Linked DNA regions of Mus musculus: region 1 is linked to region 2. A link is a loop called in an ENCODE intact Hi-C map of the cell type or tissue named here. Cell type or tissue: gastrocnemius. All regions are shown on one strand.

What was found. Peaks named below come from ENCODE experiments on the same cell type or tissue, not always from the same donor. Only the 100,000 strongest peaks of a DNase experiment are listed, where the experiment ranks them.
Region 1: it touches region 2 in a loop (2.3-fold over the local background); 3 of 42 quality-filtered maps call a loop at or near these places.

Annotation. Positions count from the first base shown.
Region 1 is chr1:59,687,396-59,695,395 of GRCm38, forward strand. Nop58 (NOP58 ribonucleoprotein) reads left to right here. Exons shown (of 15, transcript NM_018868.2): 2 at 3,091-3,167; 3 at 4,942-4,994. It overlaps Snord70 (small nucleolar RNA, C/D box 70), which reads left to right and starts at 4,563; the gene lies at 4,563-4,615. LOC115485825 (a small nucleolar RNA gene) reads left to right here and starts at 5,114; the gene lies at 5,114-5,197. In gastrocnemius, a CTCF peak has its summit at 3,258 (motif pointing left); no DNase peak of the experiment used is centred here.
Region 2 is chr1:60,094,345-60,102,344 of GRCm38, forward strand. Wdr12 (WD repeat domain 12) reads right to left here and starts at 3,563. Exons shown (of 13, transcript NM_021312.5): 1 at 3,163-3,563; 2 at 88-182. The coding sequence starts at 3,203. It overlaps Carf (calcium response factor), which reads left to right and starts at 3,903. Exons shown (of 16, transcript NM_139150.5): 1 at 3,903-3,963. In gastrocnemius, no CTCF peak of the experiment used is centred here; DNase peaks (open chromatin) are centred at 3,308 and 3,917; H3K4me3 peaks cover 2,947 bases; H3K27ac peaks cover 2,698 bases.

The DNA of each region.
Region 1 (8,000 bases), 410 kb before region 2:
CTTCTTTTTCCATGATCTTTCAAAATGCTAGAATATAAATTAGATTTTGAGAGAAAGCCCTGTTGGCACAGACTAATGCCTGTACTAATGAATTATAATTCCTGGAAGGGAAGACAAGAATCCTGACCAAAAGTTCCAGTTATGCAAGTAACTTAATGAGATCGTGTCACAAAATAAAAGTTAAAAAGAGGGCTAGGGATAGAGCTCATAGTAAAACACTTGCCTGGCATGTGTGGCCCTAGGTTCAAATTCCAGACATTCCAAATATCTTCAGTTACATTGACTACTTCCTCATGCTTGGGTTAGGCAGTGAGTGTTCCAACTACTGCTTAGACTGCTGCCTACTTGCAGTGTACTATGTCTTCAGGTTGTGAGCCACCATGTGGTTGCTGGGAATTGAACTCAGGACCTCTGCCTCTGAAGAGCAGTCAGTGCTCTTACCACTAGCCCCAAATTAATAATTTTTTTAAAAATTAGACAACTATAAAAACTTTATTTTTATTTATTTATTTATTTATTTTTGGTTTTTGAAACAGGGTTTCTCTGGATAGCCCTGGCTGTCTAGGAACTCACTTTGTAGACCAGGCTGGCCTCGAACTCAGAAATCCACTTGCCTCTGCCTCCCAAATGCTGGGATTAAAGGTGTGTGTCACCGCACACCTGGCCGAAAACTTTATTTTGTTCAAACTGTTGTTACTAGAAACAATATAAGGATATATGGTAGCATGATTGGGTATAGCCAAAGTTTTGTTTGCTCTACACATTTTCTAAATATTTGGATAACTATTAATCATCATGCTTTTATTACATTTTCTTTGTTGCTTTAACTTTAGTTTTAAGAATGATGATAATTTGGCGCTAAAGAGATGGCTTAGTGGCTAAGAGCACTTGTTCTTGCAGAGGACCCAGCTTCCTGACACCCAGTCACATGGTGCCTCACAACTATTTGTACCTCCAGTTCTAGGGGACACTCTTGACCTCCAACAGCAGGCATGCAAGTGGTACACATACATGAATTCAGGCAAACACATTCATATAAAATAAAGCGAATGGTGGTAAAAATAAACCTTCCAAATACGACAGTTCTGTTAATCTGTTATCTTCTAATATTTTCTTTTTAAATAGAAGAAAATGTGAATTTTTCAAGAGTTACTCTCAATTTTTTTCTTGACAGTTGGTGAGCAATGAGTCTCAGAACAATTAGAAATTGAGACTTTTGTGTGGGTAAGATAACTTCTAATATATACTCATGGGTCTATATCATATACAAAATAAAATAACTAATTCAACTGGTGTATGCTATACAGTACAAGTTGTAGCTTACAATTTTTGACACCAGCACTGTTTTGTAATTGGTAGCTCTATTGCTTGATTTCTTCAGTCTTTCAAGTTTGTTTGATTAAAATTAAACTCTGAGGCTAGAGAGATAGCTCAGCCCTTAGGAGTCCTGGTTGTTCTTTCAGAGAACCTAGATTAAGTCTCAACACCTACGTTCAGCTCACAACCCTCTGTAATAACCTTTCAGGGAACCCATCTCCTCTGGCAACTGGTGCACAGACATGCAGGCAAAACACCCATGTACATAAGATAAAAGCATAGAGATAAAAGTTAATTGATATATATATATATATATATATACACACACACACACACATATATACACACACACATATGAGAGAATGAAATATATATCTGGTGCTGACCTCATTTGCTGCATAGTCAAGGATAACCCATAAATGTTAATATGTAACTGTTCTGTGATCTAGACCTGACAATTACCGGCTATTTTGTCAAAAAAAGTATGTGCATAATTGTATAGTGCATTGTGTCATAGTTAGCATGCTTTATTATAATGCTGATTATATTAACCTGTCATTAATTGTAAAATATCCCTATTTGAGGGGTGTTTGGTATAGAGAGTGTAGATTTGAGGATTGGCTTGATTTATCATACAGAAAATTGGTGTTGAAATGAATCTTTAATTTACTCTTTTGGATTTACTCTTTTGGTTTTTTGAGACAGGATTTCTCTGTAGCCATGGCTATTCTGGAACTCACTCAAGCTCAGAAATCTGTCTGCCTCTGCCTCTGCCTCCCAAGTGCTGGGATCAAAAGTGTGCGCCACCACTGCCTGGCTTTTTTTTTTTTTTCCCCCTCTACTTGCTCCAGTCAACTCTGCTTGCTCAGTCCCTGCTCCCTCTGACCCAAAGATTTATTTATTATTATACATAAATACACTGTAGTTTTCTTCAGACACACCAGAAGAGGGCACCAGATCTCATTATGGGTGGTTGTAAGCCACCATGTGGTTGCTGGTATTTGAACTCGGGACCTTCTGGAGAGCGGTGTTCTTACCCACTGAGCCATCTCTCCAGTCCCTTTAATTTACTCTTGATTTTATGTAAAGAAACCTATGTAAAGAAAGTCTTAAAAGTGGGTCAGAGGTTCTAGCTTAGTTAGGAATGCTTGCACAGAGCACCTTGAACACTGCGTAAACTGGCACATAGCCCATAATCCAGCACTGGGGATGTGAGGCAATGGTTTGTTTTTAATTATGTATGTATTTGTGAGTGCAAATGCCTGATTAGGCCAGGGGTACCTGATATGTCTGGAGCTGTAGTTGTAGGTGTGGCCTGTTGTGAACACCATATGTAGGTTTTGGCAGTATAACTTGAGTCCTGGAGAAGTACAACATACTCTCCCACTGAGCCCTCTTCTCAGCCCCAAAGCTTAACGATTTCATTTCATTAGTTAACCCCACTTACAGAAATCTGCCCTAAGTGTTTGTCAACACAAAAGTATGGTTAGGCACTTAGGAGAAAAAATTGAACACATTTAAATACCAGTAGGGACAGAAATTATTGTATACTCACACAAGTCTAGATTGGTAATAATATAGGAAAGATTCTAAAAGACTATAACTAGGTTTAACTTAGACAATTAATTTGACTATAACTTAATGCTGCATAAGAAAACTAGCTTATTTCAATAAGAGAAAAACTTTTTCCTCTTATTTTATGTGAATAGTTGTTAACTTGAAAAATAGTTGTATATGTCTAAATTGCTTTTGAAAAAAACTGGTTTATTGCAGGTTCTGAATGAGAAGAAACTTCAAGAGGTTGATAGTTTGTGGAAAGAATTTGAAACTCCAGAGAAAGCAAATAAAATGTAAGTAATCGGGCGGGTGAGGTGGTTCAGCGGGTAGGAGCACTGACTGCTCTTCCAAAGGTCCTGAGTTCGGATCCCAGCAACCACATGGTGGCTCACAACTCTCTGTAATAGGATCTGATGCCCTCTTCTGGCGTGTCTTAGGATAGCTACAGTGTACCTATGTATATTAATAAATAAATATTTTTTTTTTTTTAATGTAAGTAATCTTGAAGAATTTAGGTGTATAGTAGTTTGTGGGGACCTCCTCATTTGTATGCTATTTTCAGCTTTTTGGTTTTTGGAAATCTATTTTGTGAACAGTGTTAGTGTGAATTTAATGAAAGCTGGATTTTGTTTGGCAGTGTGGGTATTAAGACAGGTTGTAGTCTTTGCTGTCCTGGTAGTGCTGTAGATTAGGCTGACCTCGAACTCACTTGCTCTGTCTCCAGAATGCTGGGATTAAAGGTGTGCACCACCGCCCAGTAATTGAGGCTGTTTTATTTGGAACATTGGTCATCACAATTTGTACTGTAGATTACAGTGGGCAATTACCCAAGGGATATTTGAGGACATACTATACCATAATTAAATGTAAACTTTTCAAAGAAGGAGTTGTATAAAGTGTGAGCAAGTTTTCTTTTTTGTGGGTTGATAATTCAAAGGCTTTCTAGTTTACTCTGTAGTGTATTTATCTTCCATGACTTATTTCTGTCTAGCTCTTGGGGATAAAAGTAGGTTGTAAATTCTAGGTTTTAAAGTACTCCCATGTCTCCTCAACTAAATTGGTTGAGGGGCAAGGCAGTAGGGTAGAGTTAGGGTCAGCATTTAACCCTTCCTGAATCATCCTGTAAAATAACCCAGCAGGTGTGTGTAGTCCTGAGAAGAAACTCTGATCCAGTTGTCTACCCCCAAGGGAGGGGCCATACCTGTGGATGCCCATGTTTAGTCATACATCTGCTACTGCTGATAAATGCACCGAAGAGTAAAGCATGGCTAACTGAGAGAAAAGTGAAACATAAATACAGTCATCATTTGTGGTTCCATCAGTAATAGCATTGTTGAATTGATTGAGTATATATGCATGGGGTAGGTCTTTTAGTGATTTGGAGAGATGTTCATGATACACTGAGGAAAACCGTGCTCCAGAGTAATTTAATATAATTCCACTTATATCTCTCTGTATCCTTGAATATCTAGACAAGATCTGAGAGATAGAGAATGGAGTTTCATACAAGCAGAAATGGGGTTAGGATAGGACCAAGAAATACAATCAGTACTTTTTTCTTAGCATCTGTATGCTTATAAGTGTGCATTTGGACTATCAGCATTTACCTTTCCAGATAAGAAAAATTTGCTTCAACTAATAGTGTTTTAAGGAATATAGGAGACTTCATTGTTGTCAATGATGTATACCTTTTGGAACTGAATCTAAGTGATTTAACAAAAATTCGTCACTACCACTGAGACAACAATGAATTAACTAATACATTTTCTTTGTACAGAAAGCACTATCATATACATAAAGTATATGTATATGATTTCTCTGTATAGCCCTGGCTGACAATAAGCTATTTTTCAATCACACTTCTTCTACCTGGAGGGTTGGTTGGTTAGTGCTGAGGATAGAACCCTGGTCCTTGGCTATACTAGGAAATGCTCTACCATTGAACCAAATTTCCAACTTTGGTTTATTTAGTATATGCTATATAGAAACAGCTAGCTTCTATTTTCTGGCTATGTAGCTTTTGCAGAATCATTTCTTTCAATAACATTTGTTCTCTTCTAATTCTAGAGTAAAGCTAAAACATTTTGAGAAATTTCAGGATACAGCAGAAGCATTAGCAGGTAAATAAGAATTTAAAGTAAAAGTTTTCTTTTTTCTTTACTTTTTTTTTAATTTAAAAATGTAGCATTTGTTTTTCTTATTAAAAGGTTATTGTCTTCCGTTGCCTGAGTTAATCTTCCTCAATGTTGTCAATGATGCATCTTATTGGAACTGAATTTAAGTGATCTAACCCATTCGTCACTACCACTGAGACAACATTGAGTTAGCTTTTTTCACCATAGGGTTGGTTTCCCCCATGTGATGAGAGATGACAAGTGGTTAAATTGATCTCCCTGTGGAAAACCAACAGCCTAATGCTGAAGCACAATTCAGTAAGAGCTGTTCTACAAGGGACCAAGGTAATGTGGCCATGTACCCAGCTCTCTAATAATTTTATTAATTCAAGGGTAAAGTTGAGACTAGCCACTAGAAATAAAACAATTGGTAATAAAGCTTGCCAGAGTATACAAAAGCATATCAATATTAAAAGTTGAAAGGAAATAGTTCTTTAAAATAAATAAGTGTGTGCATATATATATATATATATATATATATATATATATATATATGCGCACACAAAAGGGCATGAGAGCTTATATAAGGAAACATAATTTTTTGTTTGTTTCATTTAATTTAAAGAAGGGGGTAATTCAGAGCCTTCAAATTTGGGTCATGTTGGGGGACAGGCATGTTCTGTGTCATTAATCACCCAATTATTTGATTGATTGAGAATGAAGGACTATAAAAATGGTTTAAAACTCGACAAGAATTTTATAGGTCTAAACACTTTCATTAATCACACATGGGGAAAAGATACTGCTTTGATGGAAATATTGAGATATAAGTAGTCTCCTGACTACTGGGATGTGCCACCATATTTGGTCCACACTTTTTTTGGGTTTAGTTTTTTTGAGACAGGGTTTCTCTGTATAGCCCTGACTGTCCTGGAGCTCACTTTGTAGGCCAGGTTGGCCTTGAACTCAGAAATCCGCCCGCCTCTGCCTCCTGAGTGCTGAAATAAAAGACATGGCCAAACACAAAGCAAGTTTCTGTACTACCAATATCTAATGAACTGATCACAATCTTTGAAACAGACCTATGAGAGAAGGATATTATCTTTGTTATAAGTGATAAAACATAGGTTTATAATAAACATTTTTGGAAACGAGGGAACTATGTCAAGAATTCCATGAGAGAAACTTCTACAATTAATGTCTTAGTTTTTATCAGATGAATTTTTTTTTTCCTGGTAATTGATGGTATATTGTCTCTTACAAGTTGGTTTGCTTTGGGGCTGGGGAGCATAGCTAGAAGACCCTGCAACTGAGGATGGCGTTTAATTTATAGTGGCCTTAGACAAGCACTCCACCAAACTGGCCAGTATGCCAGGTTCTGTGAGCAGTTCATGCAGGTACACTTAGCATGACAGAAGACAATTTTGTGAAGTCACTTCTCTCCTTTTCACCTTTACATAGATTCCAGGGACTGGATTTGGTTTCCCAGGTTGATTGAATGGCAAGCATTTTACCTACAGAACCACCTTCCTGGTCCTATAAGGCAGAACCAAAACGGAGTAACTGTAGATCAGAGTATACAATTTAGATTTTGTAGAATTAATATTCTCTGATAGAAGTTAATTTATAGCATTTCTTTTACCATTTTGTTTACTTGGAAGGGTACAATTGTGTCAGAGGACAGTTAGTGAGAGTGTTCTGTTCTCTTTACCAGATAGATCTTGGGGGTCAAACTTAGGGGCTCAGTTTGGTGGCAGAAGCCTTGGCCCATTGGGGTGTCTTGTTTGGCCTTGTTTTTTATTTGAAGTTACTTTTTAACAATTTATTGATTCAGGCATTTATGTAAATAAGTGTTTTCTCTACATGTTTACCTGCACATCAAAAACGGGCATCGGATCCCATGGAACTCTCCATTATTAGAGGGTTGTGAGCTGTAGTGTGGTGCTGAGAATTGAATCCAGGACCTCTAGAGAATAGCTTAGTTCAGGCCCCTGAAGTTATATGAGCAAGTTTTTTGAAGTGATAAGTATTGTTTGATTGAAGAAGATGGTGACCTAGTGGAATCTAGTGTTAGTCTAGTATAGAGATTTTACACTTAGAAAAAGTATGTTTGGGGCTGGAGAGATGGCTCAACGGTTAAGAGCACTGACTCCTCTTCCAAAGGTCCCGAGTTTAAATCCCAGCAATCACATGGTGGCTCACAACCATCTGCAATGAGATCTGATGCCTTCTTCTGGTGTGTCTGAAGACAGCTACAGTGTACTTATGTATAATAATAAATAAATCTTTTTAAAAAAAAAGAAAAAGTATGTTTAAGGGAAGGACTATTGTGTATGCTGGATTAAAACTAAAATTGGGTAATACAGAAGATTACAAACTAGAAATGAGCTGGAGAGACTGGCTGCTCTTTCAGAGGACCCAGATTCAATTCCCAGTACTCACATGGCAGCTCACAGGAATTCATAATCCTAATTCAATTGGAAGGGATCTGATGCTCTTGTGGCCCTTATAGGCATTAGGCCTGCACATGGTGCATAGACATACATCTAGACAAAACACCCATATACATAAAACAAAAATTTAAACTTAAGCTAGGAACATGAAATGCAATTTTAATTTTAAAGAGCTTTGTGTGTGTGTGTGTGTAGTACTAAGGATTAGGCCCAAGGTCTTTCACATGCTAAACAGACACTTTATCCCCAGCCCAAAGAAAAGAATAAAGAAAGTCTCTTTACAAAAAGGTAGATATTAGGAATCAGTGTATACAGTATTAGAAGGCAGAAGAAAATAGCCAGGGTTCTATAAAACCCTTTCATAAATGCCAGGAATGATGATGCACATGTTTATCCCAGCACTTGGAAAGCTAAAGGCAGGCTCACAAATTTGATGCCAGCTGAGGCTATAGACTGCCCTATAAAAAGAAGCTGAATCTTTTTATTTATTTATTTATTTATTTATTTATTTATTCTATGTAAGTACACTGTAGCTGTCTTCAGACACTCCAGAAGAGGG
Region 2 (8,000 bases):
AAGCCAAACCAAACCAAACCAAACCAAACCCCTATTTAAGTTTATCTGTTGGTACTGTGCTTCACTTCTCAGAGCATAAACACTTACCATTTTTGGTCTCCAGCAACTTATTGATAATGTTACTAAGGTCCGCAACTTCAGCAGCGGCAGGGATTGAGAAAGGGACATCATCCACTGCGTATCTGTAAGAGGAAATGACATGTCATATTGTGTTTACACATATTTTGGCAAATCTTTCTTCATTCAATAGCTTTTTTTGGGTACTTCATGCAAGACTTGCTACATGGTATAAACAAAATGATGTAAAGACGATGTCTTTAATCTTTTTTTTTTTCCTTTTTTTTTTGTAGAGCCCTGGCTGTTCAGGAACTTCCTCTGTACACCAGGCTGGCCTGGAAATGACAAAGATCAGCCTGCCTGAGTATTGGGATCAAAGGTGTGTGCCACCACAGCTCAGCAAGTCTTTATTCTTAAAATAAGGAGTGTGGACACAGTGTCCTAAAGGATAAGGTGATTAAAGCTAAGTCACTTCAACCAAAGAAAAGGGGTGGAAGTTCAGGACCCAAAAGGATGCACAAAAAAGATCATTCTTAAGCCAGAGCTACAAGAAGTGATTCTGGCCAGGGAAGGGAAGGGTAGCCGGGAAGGAGAACGTGGGAAACCAGCAACAGCAGACCAGAGATGAGACTAAAGACATGTAGAGTGTTTTACATCCTGTATACTTTGACACAGTTTTTAATTCTTTTCTTTCTGTAGGCAACAAGAAACCACTGTAGCAGTCCAAGTTAAGGTACAATAGCAGCACTCTGTTTAGTGAGATCTTTATAGCTGTGCAACAGACTGGATCAGAAAAATATGACTGGAAACATAAGAATCTCAAAGAAAAAAAAATTGGAAATCATTTATTTAGTAAGGAACTTGTATCCAAAATATATAAAGAACATTTACAGTTGAGTAATAAAAAGTCTTTCTTATTTTAAACATGGATAAGGAATTCGAATAGATAGTTTTCCAGAGAAAGAGCAAAGACCAGCAGGCACAGGACCAAACACAATGCATATCACTTGACATCCATAAGGGTACAAATCAAGTGTAGGTGAAGATACAGTGCTGTGATGATGTAAAACAGTAGTTACTTTGGAAGATGGAAGTCAGTGTGCCATTTCCTCTAGAAGTTAAATGTGGACCCAAGAACCATACTTTTAGGTACATGCCAAAGAAAACACATGTTCACTGTACATAGTGGCATGGGCCTTTAATACCAGCATTTAGAAGGCAAAGGCAGGTGTATCCATGGGTCTGAGGCCAGCCTTTGGCTACAGTGAGATCCAGGCCAGCCAGGGCTACACATGTTCACATAAAAACTGTACATTAATGCTTACATAGCCACTATTCATAACAGCTAAAATATTGAATGTCTAACTGGACAACAAGAGAAACTAAGCCATACAATGTGGCCATAAAATAAAATGCAACGATATTCTGTCTTATGAATAAACTAAAAAACAAAACAAAAAACCAACCACCATGCAAGCAAAGATGCCATCCACAAAAGACCACACATTTTGCATAATTCATTAGAAAAGTGTCCAGAATAGGCAAATCTACAAATAGATGGTAAATGGATCAGGAGTTGACTTGGGTGGCAAGCATTCAAGGGATGGAGTGTCAACTAAAGAAAAGGCAGTTTAGAGCCAGGAGGTGGCGAACACCTTAATCCCAGCACTCAGAAGGCAGTGCCAACTGGAGGGAACAATTCTAGGACAGCCAGGTCTACACAAAGAAACCCTGTCTTGAAAAACCAAAAATACAACAAAAAAAGGGGGTGGGGGTGGTGGTTTTTTCCAAAAAGGATTGTGTGAATGTTTATACAACTCTATTAGTATGATGCACCTGAATTCTATACATTATGTATATATATATATATATATATATATATACACACACACACACACACACACATATATATATATATATATATTTTTTTTTTTTTTTTTTTTTTTTGGTTTTTCGAGACAGGGTTTTTCTGTATAGCCCTGGCTGTCCTGGAACTCACTTTGTAGACCAGGCTGGCCTCCAACTCAGAAATCCACCTGCCTCTGCCTGCCGAGTCGTGGAATTAAAGGCGAGCGCCATTATACATGTATCACCAGCAACGTTGACATCTATATGACTTATTAATATATAGACACAGAAGTACACACATACAAATATATACACACAGTCCTTGTTTTATCAACTAGAGAGAAGCCAAGGTCCTCTGAAATGAGGAAATTCCCTTATAGTGGTTGTCTGCAGGCAAGTCTGCGGGAACATTTTCTGGACTAATAACTGATGTAGGAGGAACCAGCCCACTGAGTAGAGCCACCCTGTATTTTAAAAGCAAACTTAGCTAGCTAGCCATTGGGAGAGCAAATGCAGCTTGCCCCCACCCCCACCCCTCACCTCTGGTTTCTGCTTCAGTTCCTGCCAGGAGTTCCTCCTATCTTGGCCTCCTCTGAGATGACTGTAACCCTTTCCTCCCCAAATTGCTTTTTGTCAGTGTTTTATCACAACAAGAGAAACCTAAGTTGGACACACTCACACAAAATACACCTAATCAAATCGGACACTGAATTGGCTTCATTCTAATTAAAAAAACAGCTCTACAAACTCCATAGCCAGTTTCTAGTCTGTTTGGGGGGGGGGGGGGGATGAAGTTGTGCTTTCAGAAACCACGAGACACCGTTAACGGACAAGCCTGTTCAACTCTCAAATTACTGACATGATGTGTGCAGCATGCAGAAAGCAAACGTGAAGCCCTGGTCCTCCACACACGTCAAATTATGAAAAGCTCATGAAAGTGGGTAGAAAACGGAGATTTAAGAAGACGTGAACACCGCTTCCAAATGAGACAGGGCAGAAGTGCGGGGCACGTGAAGGGGAAGGCGAATGAAGTCTTTTTTATTTTTTTCTATCAGTCAGCTTATCTTATTTGCAATAAATTCTTTTAATTGTAGCCATTATAATTATTAAAGTTCTTTCAACTTTGATTTACTAAAACCTTGTCCGTTTCTTCTTTAATGTATATCCCCAGTCAAAACAGCAAGGATCAAATCGAAGGAGTCTTCAAACGAGATCGGCTCCTGGAAGACAGGGACAGAAGCTGGAACCCTTACTTACTTCTTGTTCTCGCTGTAGAAACGTGCCTGGAGTTGTGCCATGGCTGAATATACACACGAGACTTCTCCACGAAAATGTGTGCGTTGATAATCAAGCAGCTCTAAGGTAGACTGCGCCGCAAGCGCAGCAGGAGCTAGGCTTCAGTTAGCTCCCTCAGGTTCCTACAGAACATACCACGAGGTTCGATTTCCACCAGCGCCCAGCCCGCACACATCAAGTACCTATTCCGAGATTTAGGAAACATCGATTAGTCAAGCGTAGTCCTAAAAGCATCCAGTCCCCTTAAGACTTTTGTTTCTTATCTATCTAGATTCGTAATCTATTAGGAAAATAAAGAAAATAACTAGCTTGAGCCAAATTTTAAGCGTGTCTTTAGACCCAGACCCTTTAGACTCAGCGCTCAGATACTACAAACCCCAGAAGGGAGCGCGTTTCAGACCCTCTGAACACTGGGAGTTGTAGGCTTTATTTATTTTGCCACACCGCATTTAGGGTCTCATATCTGCTTTTAATACTCCTTTCTCCGGGCAGATATTACACTTCCTGCTTCTTTATTCTGAGTGACAAAGGTCCCATCTGTTCGTCTTGTGTGCACTGTTCCAACAGCCAAATTCGGCCGAGACCATGTGTTCTTACCTCTGGCTTCAGAGCGGAAACTCGGGAAAGGAGAACGAGTCGGAAGGGAACTGGGCGACGGTGGCTGAGAAGGGTCTAATCTGATGGACCTGCGCTGCGCCTCCAGGAGGGGTGCGCCTGCGCATTGTGCTGGTCTCCACGGCGCGGCCTCGGAGCCAAGACGAGGTTGAGTAGTCTCGTTTTGAATTTTCTCCCTTCTGCTTACGGCGGACTCCCCTCTCGCGTTGTGGGGCTCGCTGCGGCGGCAGGGTTGGGGGAGCCGGAGGCCTGGCAGAGCTGTCTGTGCCCAGCGACCGGACGCTCCCTCCCAACCTCCCTTCGTCCCCCTGCCGCCTCCTCCCGTCACCTCCTGACCCTCCCGGGCTGGGAGCAACCGCCGGCCCCCGCCCCCGGCCGTCGCCGGACGCCGCTGTGCGCTGTCCCTGCGCCCTCGTCCGCCTCCACGGCGGCTCCTTCGCCGTGGGCCCGGGAGGGGCCCCGCGGCCGGGAGAAGGCAGGCTGCCGCAGGGGGAGGCGAGGTGTCTGTCCCGCAGAGGGTGCGGAGCCCGAGAACGCACCACCGCCACGGAGCATCCGAGTCCTGGGCCGGAGCGCCCGCCCGAGAGGGGCCTCTCCCCTCCTTTCCGAGTCTGACGTTTAGAAAAGTGTCCTCTGCACCTTCTCCCCTGCTTTCGGGCTTCTTTTATTATTATTATTATTATTAATTATTAATTATTTTTTTAATCTTGATGTCACTCAAAGGCTTGTCTCGGTCTCAATGGTCTCGATTATTACTCTAGTTATTTTCCTGAGTGGAGAATAGATGGGGGCTATTACTCTTAAGATCCCAAAGTCACTTTTTTAAGGCATTCGTCTGAAAACCTCCGGGGGTAGGGTGGGGTACAGGGACACACTACTCTGAGACAGCAATTTAGAGTCAGGCAGAACTGGATTGCAAAATGTGTTGGCTTAGCGGTATGAGTGAACCAGTGAATATGGTGAGAGGTTTTCTATATGTCGCCTAATTAAATTTAAATCCGTAGAAAACTAGAAGTTATCTAGTCAGTTGGAGGCGAAAACAATCATTTGTTAAGTGGACAACGACCCAAAAAGCATGACTGTTCTCAGTTTATTCATTTTACAGAATTGCATGCCCCATTACAGGAATGCCTGAATTTGATTCTACCTGTTACTTAACCTCTGTGCCACACTAAGATTAGCTGTGACAATTTAATGTCGCATAAGAAGCACTCAGAAAATGTTAACTATTTTTCTCATAAGAGCTACCAATAGAAGTTTTTACCACTGATGTAGGTGGAGGCATAAAATGAGAAAAACCTCTGCCCAAAATACAGGGAAAAAAAATTTCCTTGTTCAGATTGGGTTTGCTGATAACAGTGTTACCAGACGAATTAACTATTGAATTTTTACTGATAACATATAACTAATTAAAACATCATTTTAAACTTCCTTTAGTTTGGACTTAACAGATTAACAATACATTTGGAAGACAGTACATTTTTAAAATCTTAATTCGAGTGGAAAACTATGATTAGGAAGATATAGAACAGGAATTACTCAGAGTTCAGTTTGCAAAGCACACATCTTGAATTCACTAAAATATATTTTTATTTAGCTAAGGTATTTAGTTAAGGGAAGATAAGTGACTAAGAATACCTGGGACGAGCTTTTTTCAATAGTCACTTACATGTCTTAGCTGGTATGGCTTGCAGGCGTTACCTAGATAGCTAATGCTAGAGTGTTGGTTCTCTTAATTTTAGCTTATATCAACTGCAGACTTCTGGGATTCATTTATTGGGGTCCTCATGAAGACTCAGTGTTATCTGGAACAAGATTTCTTTTTCTTAACAGTCTCTTGGTGTTTGTTTATTTGTTTTTTGATATTAGGGATTTTTTTATTTGTTTGGTTTGGGTTTTTGAGGTTTTATGTTTTTGTTTGAGACTGGGTCCCTATGTAGTCCAGTATGGATTTCAATTGACTATGTTTCTCCAGATTAGCTTTGAATTCTAGGCTCACCTATTTCTACCTCCTGAATACTGGGATTATACCTGCCTGCAGCCAACCACACTTGCTTGTTGCTTGTTTTGAACCTTGAGTCTAACATTCTGGAATTAATCTCAGGGCTTTGTGTGTCCTAGACCAACAGTCTGCTGCTTAGCTATATCATGGCCCACGCTCTGGGATTTTAAGAGAATTAGCCTAGTTTCTTTTTATCCATGGGGTTTGTGTTCCTCAGTTTTGGTTACCTGCTGCCAATATGAAGTGGAAATCCTAGAAATAATTGATGAGTTTGAGATTGTATGTCTTTCTCAGTAACGTGATGTCTTGCACCATCCTACCTGGGGTATGAATCATTTATGAGTCCAGGGAGAGTGTCCACTCTCTGTGCTGCTCACCTATTAGTAGGTAGTAGGCTTTTGGTTATTAAGACATTATTGTAGACCTGTGACACAGTAAGTGCAAGAGTGGTGATAATGGCAATTCACATGTGCCAAAGAGAAGTTAAAAAGTGTTTAAATAAAATGGTGAAATTCATAATTTGGAAAGAAAAGCTATAGGCTAGTTTAGTAACGTCAGCAGTACAACAATATTTTAGAGACCACATTCACTTGATTTTAGGAATACATGTGGGCTCATGACTGTACCCAAGGGTAAGAGGGCAGAAAACCACTGTATTCCACTTACCATTAAATGGATAATCAAATCACTTCAGAGTCAGTGTAAAATAGAATATTAAGTAATACTTAAGGGCTGGCGAGATGGCTCAGTGTGTAAGAGCACCCGACTGCTCTTCCAAAGGCCCGGAGTTCAAATCCCAGCAACCACATGGTGGCTCACAACCATCCGTAACGAGATCTGACGCCCTCTTCTGGTGTGTCTGAAGACAGCTACAGTGTACTTACATATAATAAATAAATAAATCTTTTTTAAAAAAGTAATACTTAAGCTCTCAAAGAGCAAAGAAATAAAAACGTTTATGTGTGCAGAGTAAGAGCTGTAGAAGTTGTTGGGTGGTGATGTGGATGGTGGTGGTGATGGTGGTGGTGATGGTGGTGGTGATGGTGGTGGTGATGGTGGTGGTGATGGTGGTGGTGATGGTGGTGATGGTGGTGGTGATGGTGGTGATGGTGGTGGTGATGGTGGTGATGGTGGTGATGGTGGTGGTGCAGGTGGTGCCTTTAACTCCAGAACTCAGGAATTAAAGAGGCACGTGGACCCCTGTGAATTTGAGGTCAGCTTCGTCTACAGAGTGAGTTCGGGAAGAGCCAGGGCTACACAGAGAGACCCTATCTCAATAAAACAAACAAACAAAACAGAAGAAAAAATAAGAAAGAAAAAAATCTGTATAAATCAAGATTGTAGAAGTTTTTAGGGAAGACATATCCTAAACTAAAAGATATTTTAAACATGATCTTTAACTTTTCTACAAAAAGTTAAAAAGCTGGATCTGCCCACCTTTGCCTTTTAGTGCTGAGATTAAAGTTCTTTGCCCCCCAGCCCTCCACACACCTGGCTTGGATTATTGGTTTTAAAGGGTATATTTTAGTCCATAAAGGTTATGGTGGAAACACAAGATTGATGTTGACAGTTTTTCATAAAGTATACCTGAGATATTACCCTTAATGTTTTGAACAAATATATTGGCTATCGATCAAATGTCTATAGCTCAAGTATTACCCCTTCTAGAGAAATATCCTGACTAATCTCTAGCCCTCTGCCATGAGTTCACCATGTGCAACACAAATAGCCTTTATAAAGTAAAATCACAGAAGCACTAGTGTACCATTTCTTCCAAATCTTTATTTTTTTTAAATAGATTGATTTTTAATGATGTTAGTCTTGTTTGTGGTTTGTGCACATGAGTGCAGTGCCCACAGAGGCCAGAAGAGGACATAACATATGAAGCTGGGGCTTCAGGTGTTGTGGGCGTTGGGATGGTTGTGCTTTGGTCCTCTGCAAAGCAGTATGTGCTCATAACTACTGAACTACCTCTCCAGCCTTGTACCCTTTACCTTTGTAAAGTGATAGAAACATCCTAGAAAGCAATTTCCTGGAAAAAGAAAAGTGGGCTTTCTGGAGTTATTAAGTATTCTCCATCCGTAATGCTTCTTTCTTTGTGCTCTTTGTGACCAGTCCTGGTACTTCCTGCTTACACAGTATATTTGTCAGCACTAGAACTATAGGTTGTAGGTGTGGAAAC